2 separate regions of the Homo sapiens genome follow, and region 1 is linked to region 2. Evidence: chromatin loops called from intact Hi-C (ENCODE). Cell type or tissue: adrenal gland. All regions are shown on one strand. Links, peaks and the distances in the headings refer to the core of each region. The heading gives the core; the rest is flanking DNA. Region 1 holds the start of LOC124901332 (a long non-coding RNA gene). Region 2 overlaps ELOVL5 (ELOVL fatty acid elongase 5).

Region 1 (5,382 bases), core at 162-5,161, 76 kb after region 2:
CAGTAGCACACCAGTGGTTGCTCTGAGGGTTGGTCTGGTGATAAAGTGATTATTAAAATATATTAAATATCAGTCCTGGAATTTACCTACCTTAAATTGTAAACTCCCCTTGTGGCAGATTCTACACTGATGACCTTACCATGCCAAGAAAGTGTGCTTAGCTGCACCTCCCAAGCAGCAATCAAAGTCTTCCCTCCTCCCGTCAGAGAAGTGAGTGGATAAGAGGCGAGAGAGAGGGCAGATGTGTTCTGCTGTCCTTTTTCTTGTATGGAAAAGGGAGGATTCCCATTTCTCCCTCTATTTTTGGCAGCCTTGCTAATCATGTGAAGGGCATTGTAGACTAATATGAGAAGTACAACTTGGAGACCACATTGGCTGGGTTGAAATCCTACCTGTATGACCTTTTGGCAAGAAAACTTTGCCTTAGTTTTCTCTTCTGCCAAATAGGAGTAATGTTAGTTTCTATGTTACAGGGTCCTTGTAAGGATTAAATAGATGACTAATGATACTGTATATATAAAGCCTTTGGAACCCCATCTAGCTCAGAGTAAAGTGTAAGTGATAACTTCAGGATTGTAATCTCAACTCACCCCACTGGTCTCTTTCAGCTGTAAGCTATTGTTTCACTGTTATTTCCCTGGTTGGCTGCTCTAGTAATCCTATCCAAAAAAAGGGAAGGAAGTTATTTCGTGTGACATTTTCTTTGTTAAATCAGTGTTGAAAAGAAATCAGCAATTGTTAGGAGTCAAATGTTCACCGTCTATATTATTCCTGATTTTGCCAGAGTTTTACATTAAGTTCACCATTCTGGAGTTTTTAGAATCTACTTTGGAAAATAGGGCAGTGATTATCAGTATCTGGACTTCGTTCATTGTTTCCCTGGAGTTCTGACAACAATTCTGCAGTCATATCCACAGGTTGTTTCAGCGACTGACATGTCTTTCATGAGAACTCGTTTAAAACAGGTGTTTCCTGCTATCCCCTTATCACTCTTGGACTTCAAATCCTAACCAGGTTTTTCTTTACACTCTTTAATTTGGAAATGATTGTCCTCAGTGGAGCAGATGGAGCCAAATAGTGGTTGCTGTCAGTTTTTTGCTCTGCTCTTCAGCATTGCTTCATTGGCCATTAGTTCTTACTCCAGGCATAGATTTAAAACCTGCTTTTGTTATCCTTGACATTTTTGTAGTCCTTATCTTCTCTCTTTCTTCGGTATGTTTATGGCTCATGAAAAGAAAGTTCCTGGGCCAGTTTTTGCTATAGCTTGCAGAGGATGTCTGGATTCGACTCTTGATCAGATCAAGGAAGACTTCTGGGGTGGAAATTGTAGGAACAAGCAGTGCAGGATCCAGTGAATGGCTAATGTAGTGGTGACAGAGACCCAGTTGTAATGCTTCCCTTTCTCACATAATCAGGACTCTCCTGAACAGTACCTACCACCCTGTCTGTTGCCCCATTTATGTTACTCTGTTGGCCAGGCCTTTGCAGAATGTGACCTTGTTCACTGGGAGAGTGCTTGGTACAGAGGACTGAGCTAGGTGTATTGAGCAAACAGGGATCTGTGAGAAAACAACCGGCCCTCGCAGGAGCCTCTACTGAATTGGGATCAAACATACACACATGTGCCTTCTGTGTAAAATGGTTGTGGTGACTGCCGTAAACTGGTATAAACCAGCTACCATGAGAGTCCAGGGAGGGAGAACCCTTCTAGCAAGGGTGGGTAAGAAAAGCACTGTAAAGGAGTTGGCTTTTAATCTGAGCATTCAGAGACCATCTGGGTTTCAGTAGTTGGAGCCTGAAGGTGCTGGGAAGACAGCATTCCACATACAGGAACCAGTATGAGCAAATGCATAGAAGGCCCAGAGGGAGATGACACACTGCACTCGAGTGGATCTGTGGGTGAAACTGCTTGTTTTAAAAATGAGGTCAAGTGGGAAGAGAGTGGAATTTGTCTGGGTGTTCTCCTTGATGAAATGTGTAGAATGTTGTTCAGAGCTCCCAGAGGAAGTAGTGATTATGTGTAAAGGAACCATTCTGAGCAGAGCCTCCTGTCACTGGCCTGTGCCCTAGCCGTCCTGCTCCCATCACCAGCAGTGCCAGGGAGGAGCCAGAACATGATGATAACGAGAACCAGGACTCACATTAGTCTCAGTTATAAGCTGATGGAGTCTTCTGTCAGATAGGGCAGGTTCAAAGGGTACCTCAGACCTTTGCCAGAAAATTGCTCCTCACCAAAGAGATGGCATTTGAAATCTGAAAACGGGACCCCTGATGGGATGAGTCGGGATTGAAATCCCACATTGGCTCATAAACAAATATTTCTTAAATGATTGTGTCCACACATTCCTACTGGTGTTCTTTGTTCAAATAATGGGCATAGATGCAGGTTTCCCTTGGATGAATTTGACAATGTTTTAACCAAGCTACCACTTTTCAGCAAATTGTGTGCTTTCCCCTTGACAATGTTCCCAGTGAAACAGGTGCCTGTTTGTAGGAAAGCATCAGCACCAGGTTCCAACAACCTTGTGCCCTTCCCTGCTCCCCTTTTTTTTTTTTTTTTAAGATGGAGTCTCACTCTGTCACCCAGGTTGGAGTACAGTGGCCCAATCTCGGCTCACTGCAAGCTCCACCTCCCGGGTTCACGCTATTCTGCCTCAGCCTCCCGAGTAGCTGGGACTACAGGCACCTGCCACCACGCCCAGCTAATTTTTTTTTTTTTTTTTTGTATTTTTAGTAGACACAGGGTTTCACCATGTTTGCCAGGATGGTCTCAATCTCCTGACCTCGTGATCCGCCCGCTTCGGCCTCCCAAAGTGCTGGGATTACAGGTGTGAGCCACTGCTCCCAGCACCCTGCTCCCTTATTAATTGCTGTGGCTCTCAGTCCTCCAGGAAGGCTACATGGTTAGGGGTTGACCAAGTCCCAACTGCCTGCTGCCTGTGCCATTCCTGCAGAGCTCCAGCCCTCTAGGAGTACTGGGTTAAGTGTATTTTAAAACCAAGGCCAGGGCTGGGTGTGGTGGCTCATGCCTGTAATCCCAACAGTTTGGGAGGCCGAGGCAGGTGGATCACTTGAGGTCACGAGTTCGAAACCAGACTGGCCAACATGGTGAAACCCCGTCTCTACTAAAAATACAAAAAATTAGCTGGGTATGGTGGTGCACACCTGTAATCCCAGCTACTCGGGAGGCTGAAGCAGGAGAATCACTTGAACCCAGGAAGAGGAGGTTGCAGTGAACTGAAATCACGCCACTGCACTCCAGCCTGCCTGAGCGACAGAGCAAGACTCTGTCTCAAAAAAACAACAACAAGGCCAAATGTCACCCCATGATCTTAACAAGGGAACAGTCAGAATCCAAATCCTAAGCACACAAAGCTACTTTCTTAAGGGCAATGGGAGAGGGAAATTGTGATGGCCCCAAGCTAGAACCTAAATTACACCTTTACTTTAGAACTGAGTATAGAAGGATACATATCCTAGGGCACAGATGGGACACCTCTGTCGATGCTAGAAGAATTCTATGTGTGTTTGGAGGTGGCATAGCATACCTGTTAGAAAGGCTTTGCTATTTACTACTGTGGGACCACAAGCAAGTTATCTCTTTTCTGAACCTCAGTTTCCTCAACTATAAAAAAGAGATACGGATGCTTAGCTAATATTGCTGGAATTGAATGCAGAAATGAAAGAAAGCTTTTAGCACAGGGCTTTACCCTAACAGGCACTTACTGTTAAGAGTGGTTTATTACCAGGTAGGTAACTAAGCAAGGAAGATGTGTGTTAATCAATTTGGCATGAGATTTAAAATTTTATTACCCAACACATTATTTTCACTAAAGTATCCTTGGTTAAAACTCAGTTAATACTAGCATTTAATAAGATAACTCAAATTTCTCCAAAAAAATGGACAAATTGGATGTCTTCAATTCACTTGACTTACAAAATGGTTTTAATATGAGAATTGTCTAGTCATAAGTTGTCACTCAAGAACAAAAATTATCTGTTCTGGCACTAACTGGCATGTGATTCTGGTGAGGCACATCATGACTCTGGGTCTCCTCTACAAGGAGGGGGTTGTGGGAGTGCCCTGGTTCCTTCCATCTTGAACATTCGTGATTCCAAAGTAGCACTCCAGCATAGCCCTGATTTACTTCTAGTTCCTTTCCTTTTCAGGACATTGACATAAAGTAGAACTTGCTTCCAATACGTCTTAAAGGTTAAATGTTACACACAGCGTACAGTCAATGCAAGGAGGCCTGCACACAGGGAACTTCTGTCTAGGACTGCGGCCGGTAAGACCTTCCTGTGTGGACCACAGCACTGCTCAGGAAAGCTGCCTGCAGGTGAATAAGTGAATGTGAAATTAAGCGAGACTCTCTGCAACCGTATTCACTATATCACACTTTCATTTGGCCTCTTTTGCATTATTTCCTAATGTTTGGAGAATACATTTGAGAAAGAATGTTACATATTTTTTTACAACTCATTTTACATTTACCTCAATTGGGGAAAAAATTGATGGGAGGTGATTTAAATGTGTTTCTTTATGGAATGAGATCAAGGGATTAAACAGCCTCCCAAGTGTCCACACTGGCCCAGGATCCAAGTGAGAATAGACTGTGTCCCAGGACCTGTGGTGGGACTTGAAGTTTCTGAAGAAGTTGAGGTAGGAATAGAGTAGATGAAAGTATAAAATTTGGATAGAAGGAAAAAAATGAAAGGTTGATGAAATAACTGTACCAGAGAAGGAGTACTTTTCTAGAGATAGCAGTTTTTCTCATGATCTGAATTAAATAGCATGGTGTTCTCAGTGACCTTCCAAATTACTGAGACTCACTAGCAGGCTCACCAGGGATTCACTGCTGGCTCAGAAGGTGTTCTAGAAAGCAGTTTCCAGAAGGTGTTTTAGAAAGAAGTCAGATGCAGAGCACCTCTCAAGCATGAGACGCCAAGGTACCTTCCTCCCAGTGTCTAGGTATTGGCAGCTCTCTTCCCCGTTTTGCAGATGAGAAAGTTGAAATCCAGAGAGGATAAATGACCTGCCCAAGGTAAGTTTGACACCAGAGTTCAAATGGGCTTTCCTGGTCCAAAGCTGATGCCAGGCATTGGAGCTCACTAGGCAGGGAGACAGTACAGAAAGCGCTCCCTCAGACCCACCCCTCTAGACACAATTACAGCTACAGGGACTCACATTGTCCTGGCTAACCAGGACAATGTGACATTTCTAACCAGGACAATAGTCTGTCTATGGTGACATCAATGTGATTGTAAATTATTTATAAAGTCCACATTATCTAGTGAGGATGTTCCGCTCACGGATTAGCGAAGAGACATAGGGAAAATCCTTCAAATACTATTTCATTCATTCTGTGATGCCATTGAGCA
Region 2 (5,382 bases), core at 241-5,240:
TTTAAGTAAGGACAGCTGTGGGAAGCAGATTGGGTTGGCAGCCTGCACCTATGCGGGGTTCCACCTCTGCCACTTAACAGCTGCGTGGGCTTCAGCAGGTAAGTCACTCTACCTCCTTGAGACCCTAGAATCTATGTAGAACTTGGAAGGTGATAATCCTGTGCCTACTTTGGAGGGTATTAAAACTATCAGTATTGTACATGAAAGTTAGGTGGGGCACTGACTTAATTTAATTAGCATAGTAAAAACGTCTCTCTGTTATATAGGATGTTTATTGAAGCATTGTTTCTAATAGCAAAAGATTGGAAGAGTTAGTAGACTAAATGTCCTTGAAAAGAATAAATCATGCTACAGCTGGGCAACGGAATATTCTGCAAATTTTAAAGAGAACAAAGCTGTTCTATGGGTACTGAATATAGCTGCTTGGTACCACATAATAGGCACTTTTCTGAAGTGTTCAACATGTATTAATTCATTGTGGCTTCACAAAAGCCCACGAGGTAGGGACCCCAATTTTACAGATGAGGAAACTAAGATAAAGGTTAAGTCACTTGTCCAAATATCCACAGCTAGTAGGTGGCAGAGGCAGGATTCAAACCCAGGCAGATTGGCTTAAAGACTCTAATCTTGGCCACCCTGCTGTGCTGTACACCTGTCAGACCTAAGTAGTGATCTTTGTATTTGCAGCTTTAGATACATGAGAGGAAACAAGGTTGAGTTTCTTATTCATCGTTACATTCTGGGAGGCTGACGGTATAATCAACATATAGCTTCTGTTGACAGTAACTAAATAAAGGTTTAGATAAAGAAAGCTAATAGGGAATAACATTTATGATCAATACTTGAAAGGGTGACCGTTTGTTTCTTCCATTACTCCTTATTTTAGATATTTTGAACTTAAACCTCTTTTTTGGGGAAAATCAGAAGCGTACACACTGAATAGCTTACAATTGTTAGTGTAAGAAATCAGTGTTCAAAAGCCCAGTTGAGTCAGTGTTCACTAGCCTGACTGGTCTAGTGTGGCTGGATTAGTATGACTGGCCAAGGGCATCCAGCATTGGTTTCCTTACCCGGTCCTAGCCCCATCTGGTTTGATTTACAAGGTATATACGCTCAGAGAAATGCAGACGGGAGGGAAAGACACTCACATTCTTTAGGGAGCCTCTATCTCCAGATTGCCTGATCTCCCTTGGGTGAAAATGTAAGTCAGGTGTACAAGTCGTACAAGTCATGTATAGCTTGACAATGGGAATACTTTTTGAGAAATGTACTCTTAGGCAATTTTGTTGTTGTGTGTTCATCATAGAGTGTACTTAGACAAACCTAGATGGTTACCACATACATAGGGCATATGATATACCACATTGCTCCTAGGCTACAAACCTGTACAGCAAGTTACTGTACTGAATACTGTAGCTAGCTGTAACACAGTGGCAAGTATCTGTATATCTAAATGAAGAAAAGATATAGTAAAAATATAAAAGATAAAAAATGATACAACTATGTAGGGCACTTGCCATGAATGGAGCTTGCAGGACTGGAAGTTGCTCTGGGTAAGTCAGTGAGTGGGGAGTGAATGTGAAGGCCTAGGACTTTACTGTACACTCTAGACTTTATAAACACTGTATACTTAGGCTACATTAGGTTTATAAAAAATATTTTTTGATTAGGTGTGGTGGCTCATGTCTGTAATCTCAGCACTTTGTGAGGTTGAGGTGGGACCAGGCATTTAAGACCAGCCTGGGCAATATCACAAGACTCCATCTCTACTTATTTATAATAAAAGTTTTTTTAAAAATATGTATTATTTTAATATATATTTTTCTTCCTTAATACATAAACTGTAGCTTATTGTAACATTTCTATTTTATAAATTTTTTAAACTTTTTTACTCTTTTGTAATAATACTTAGCTTAAAACACAGGCTGTATGGCTGCAAAAAAAATATTTTATTTCTTCGTATCCTTATTCTTCAAGCTTTTTTTCTCCTTTTAAAGTTTTTTAAACTTTTTTGTTAAAAACTAAAACAAACATACACATTAGCCTAGGTCTGTACAGGGGCAGGATCATCAATGTCACCGTCTTCCATCTCCACATCTTGTCCCACTGAAAGGTCTGTAGGAGCAGTAACACACATGAGCTGTCATTTCCTATGACAACAATGCCTTCTTCTGGAATACCTCCTGAAGGACCTATCTGAAGCTGTTTCATAGTTAACTTTTTAAAATATGTAATTAGAAGGTGTACACTCAATTAATGATAAAAAAGTATAGTATACCAAATACATAAACCAATGACATAGTTCTTTATCATCAGCATCAAGCATTATGTACTGTCCATAATTTTATGTGTGATACTGTTACAGGTCTAGCTATGCAGTAGGTTTATTTACACCAACATCACCACAAATGTTTTATTGTGCTATGATGTCACTAGGCAATAGGAGTTTTTCAGCTCCATTATAATGTTACAGGAGTATCATTGTATATGTGGTCCATTGTTGATTTAAAGGTCATTATGCGATGCGTGACTATATTTTGAAAACATTCTGATAGAGAATGACATTAAGTCATTTTGATACAAGGCCCCATTAAGGGCCACTGTGCTGGGCCATGGTGTTCAGGCTATAGACAAGTCTGCCACCACCTTCAGTTCTCTTAGGATCCTTAGACTCTTTCAGAACTGAGTTTTCTTTCTGGGTGTGGGACACTAGGTTTGGCAACATTGTAATGGCTATAAGTATCAGCATTCCTAAAATAAGAGAATCACAAAATTCATGGGGTGGCTTATATATTCACATGGAATCTGAACAGGTGATAAAACAACTGTTGGTTTCAGAGACATGCTATAGAGGAGATGAATACACAGTTGCTAGACTGTGTGTCCCTTTGAAAAATGCTGTATTGTAGCAGGATTTTCCCCCATTTTTTACACATTTAACTTTGCTTCTCCCTCTCCTCACTCACCCTCACACCCAAACAACAGTTATAAAATGTGGGCGTGTAGATTGAGTTTTAAAAAAGAAATGTGTTTTTGTGTTATATGCCTTATTTATGTTACACAGGCTTGAATTAAAATCTTTTAAGACATTTTCGTTTGGGGGGTTGCATAACTAATCTTTATTATGTTTCTCCACCGTCTTTTAATTTCAGCTTAAGGTATCACTGCCTTTGTATACTTTGCACAAATTAGGTTGGAGAACTCAATTGATAATTTCCTCAAATGATAATTTATTTTGAATATTCAAGTAATCACATCAGTTAAGAGACTGCACTCAGATAAGAACCATCAGCAGTTGCCTGTAGCAGAAAATGTTGCTTAAAAGCCTTTTGAATATTTGTCTCCCTGTTATTTGCAATTGCAGTCTTTTGGTTTAGATGTTTAGAATATGATTGAAGTAGAGCCCAGACTGCTTAAGCTCAGGCTTTAAGGGAACCATTAGAGGCGTGTGTAGTATCTTGGTGTCTGTTACCTACCTTGGCCATTGATTGTCTTCTCTACAAGATGCTTCATCCAAGAAGGAAGTTGCCCTTTGAAACAGGTGCCCTTTGAGCTTCTCCAGAGAGACCCATAAAGACATTATCCCAGGACCTCATGTTTCTAGGAGAATGTGATAAATATTGTGATGGTTTCATTTTCAGAGCAGCTGCCTTTTCTTCCTTTTGCAAGGAGTAGGAACAAAAGCAGCTTCTTTTTGTTTCCTTTGCAAGGGCTTAGAATAGGCTCAGTGTGACCCAAGGGAAGTTGGATGTGACAAGTGACAGTAAGGTAAGTACTTTTCATTGACCCCCTGGTACAGAGTTCAGGCTTGAACTTACCATCTTTTTAAGAAATGGGACTGGCGTATTAAATTTAAAATGTAGGCAAACAGTTGCAAAGTACTGTCAGAAGACCAAATCTCATTGCATGATCTACTTGCCCCATGGATTCAAATATCCATCCACCCACCCACCATCCACCCTTAGATATTTATTTCTAGCCCATCTATTTCTTTTGAGCTCCAGACTCATAACTTTTCATCGTTGGGTGCCCCACATACCTCCCCTGTTGGCCAACGTAGTCAGGAGCACCATCCTCCGCCAGTTTGCCCAAGCCATTAAGCTGGAAGCAATGCTTGTGTTCTCCTCTCTCATCAACCATGCTTTTACCAAACTTTGCTCAACTGTCAGTCACCAAGTATTACTCATTCATACTCTCTGTCCTTCTAAGCTTATTCCCCTTCCCCACATTGCCCCAGCCTTCCATAGCATGTCAGATCCTTCCTGGACAACTACAATTTCTCCTTGGCTCCTTGCCTCTGTTTTCTTGATTCCTAAAAATTAGATGAGGTTGTACCTGTATAGTGCTTTGCATAGTGTCTGCCATGTTTATCTGGCACATAGTGTAGGTATCTAGCAATTACGTGCCTGAATGTTTCTCTAAATACATATGTACCTTTCAAATATAACCAGTCCTATAATATGTGCTAATGGCTGTGTGAAGCTGAGTATGCCTTGATAGCCTGAGAATACATAATGTTTCACAAATGAAGAGCTTACCTGGGCAGGAGACTTTAGAAGGCCAGTTGCCTTGCTTCCAGCTGAAGGAGTAGAACACCAGCAGCTCTCAGACCATACAAATTGCTAGACACCTTTTCCTGTTGTGGCATGGTGCAATGAGGAGCTCTTACCTATGCCTGGAGACATGCCATCTAAGGACTCGTTGGCTGCAGTCTGTGCAGATCTTCACATACAAGGAGATGGCCATAGCTGTGGTGCTCTGCAGATGTGGCAGTGGCTTCATCAGGATGAACGAGGGGCCCCTGGAGATGATCAAGCTGCTCACACTGCAATACAAGCTACTGGAATTAGGTCTGCTTCTGGACAAGGAACAGCTTGCTGGAATGGACATCCATGTTCGTGTGAAGGGTAGTGGTCATGTGGTTCAGATTTATGCTGTCCTTCAGTACATCTCCAAAGCCCTGGTACCCTGTTACCCAAAATATGTAGATGAGGCTTCCGAGGAGATCAAAGACACCCTCACCAGACCTTGCTGGTGGTTCACCCCTGTTGCTATGAATCCAAGAAATTTGCAGGCCCTGGTGCCTGTGCTCACTACCAGAAATCATAGCAGTAAGCCCATCAAAAAGATCAAGGTTTACCTTTATAGTAAACAATGGTTGAAGGTCTTTAAGGTTAAAAAAAATTGCTAGACATCCCAGCTGCCCTAGAAGCAGAGATGACATGTGCTGTTATTTTAAAGGGCCTTGCTTACCTGCATATTACCTGTTAGGGCTTTCAGGTAGAATATACCAATGATAGACCAGTCTGGTGGCACTGTTCCCAAGGACGGAATAGGGTGAACTTTGATGTCTAGGCACTCAAATACTCCATAATAAAATGA

Evidence for each region. A loop is a pair of places that touch in the nucleus more often than their neighbours do. Peaks named below come from ENCODE experiments on the same cell type or tissue, not always from the same donor. Only the 100,000 strongest peaks of a DNase experiment are listed, where the experiment ranks them.
Region 1: a loop joins it to region 2, with 10 times the contacts of the local background. A loop is called at or near these places in 3 of 110 quality-filtered maps.

The regions. Positions count from the first base shown.
Region 1 is chr6:53,260,660-53,266,041 of GRCh38, reverse strand. LOC124901332 (a long non-coding RNA gene) reads left to right here and starts at 3,239. Exons shown (of 4, transcript XR_007059612.1): 1 at 3,239-4,340. In adrenal gland, for the core only: no CTCF peak of the experiment used is centred there; no DNase peak of the experiment used is centred there; H3K27ac peaks cover 1,268 bases.
Region 2 is chr6:53,336,670-53,342,051 of GRCh38, reverse strand. The region is part of intron 1 of ELOVL5 (ELOVL fatty acid elongase 5); the gene reads left to right. It also overlaps the pseudogene RPS16P5. Among named protein-coding and RNA genes, the nearest start is that of ELOVL5, 9.6 kb to the left of the region's middle. In adrenal gland, for the core only: no CTCF peak of the experiment used is centred there; no DNase peak of the experiment used is centred there; H3K27ac peaks cover 328 bases.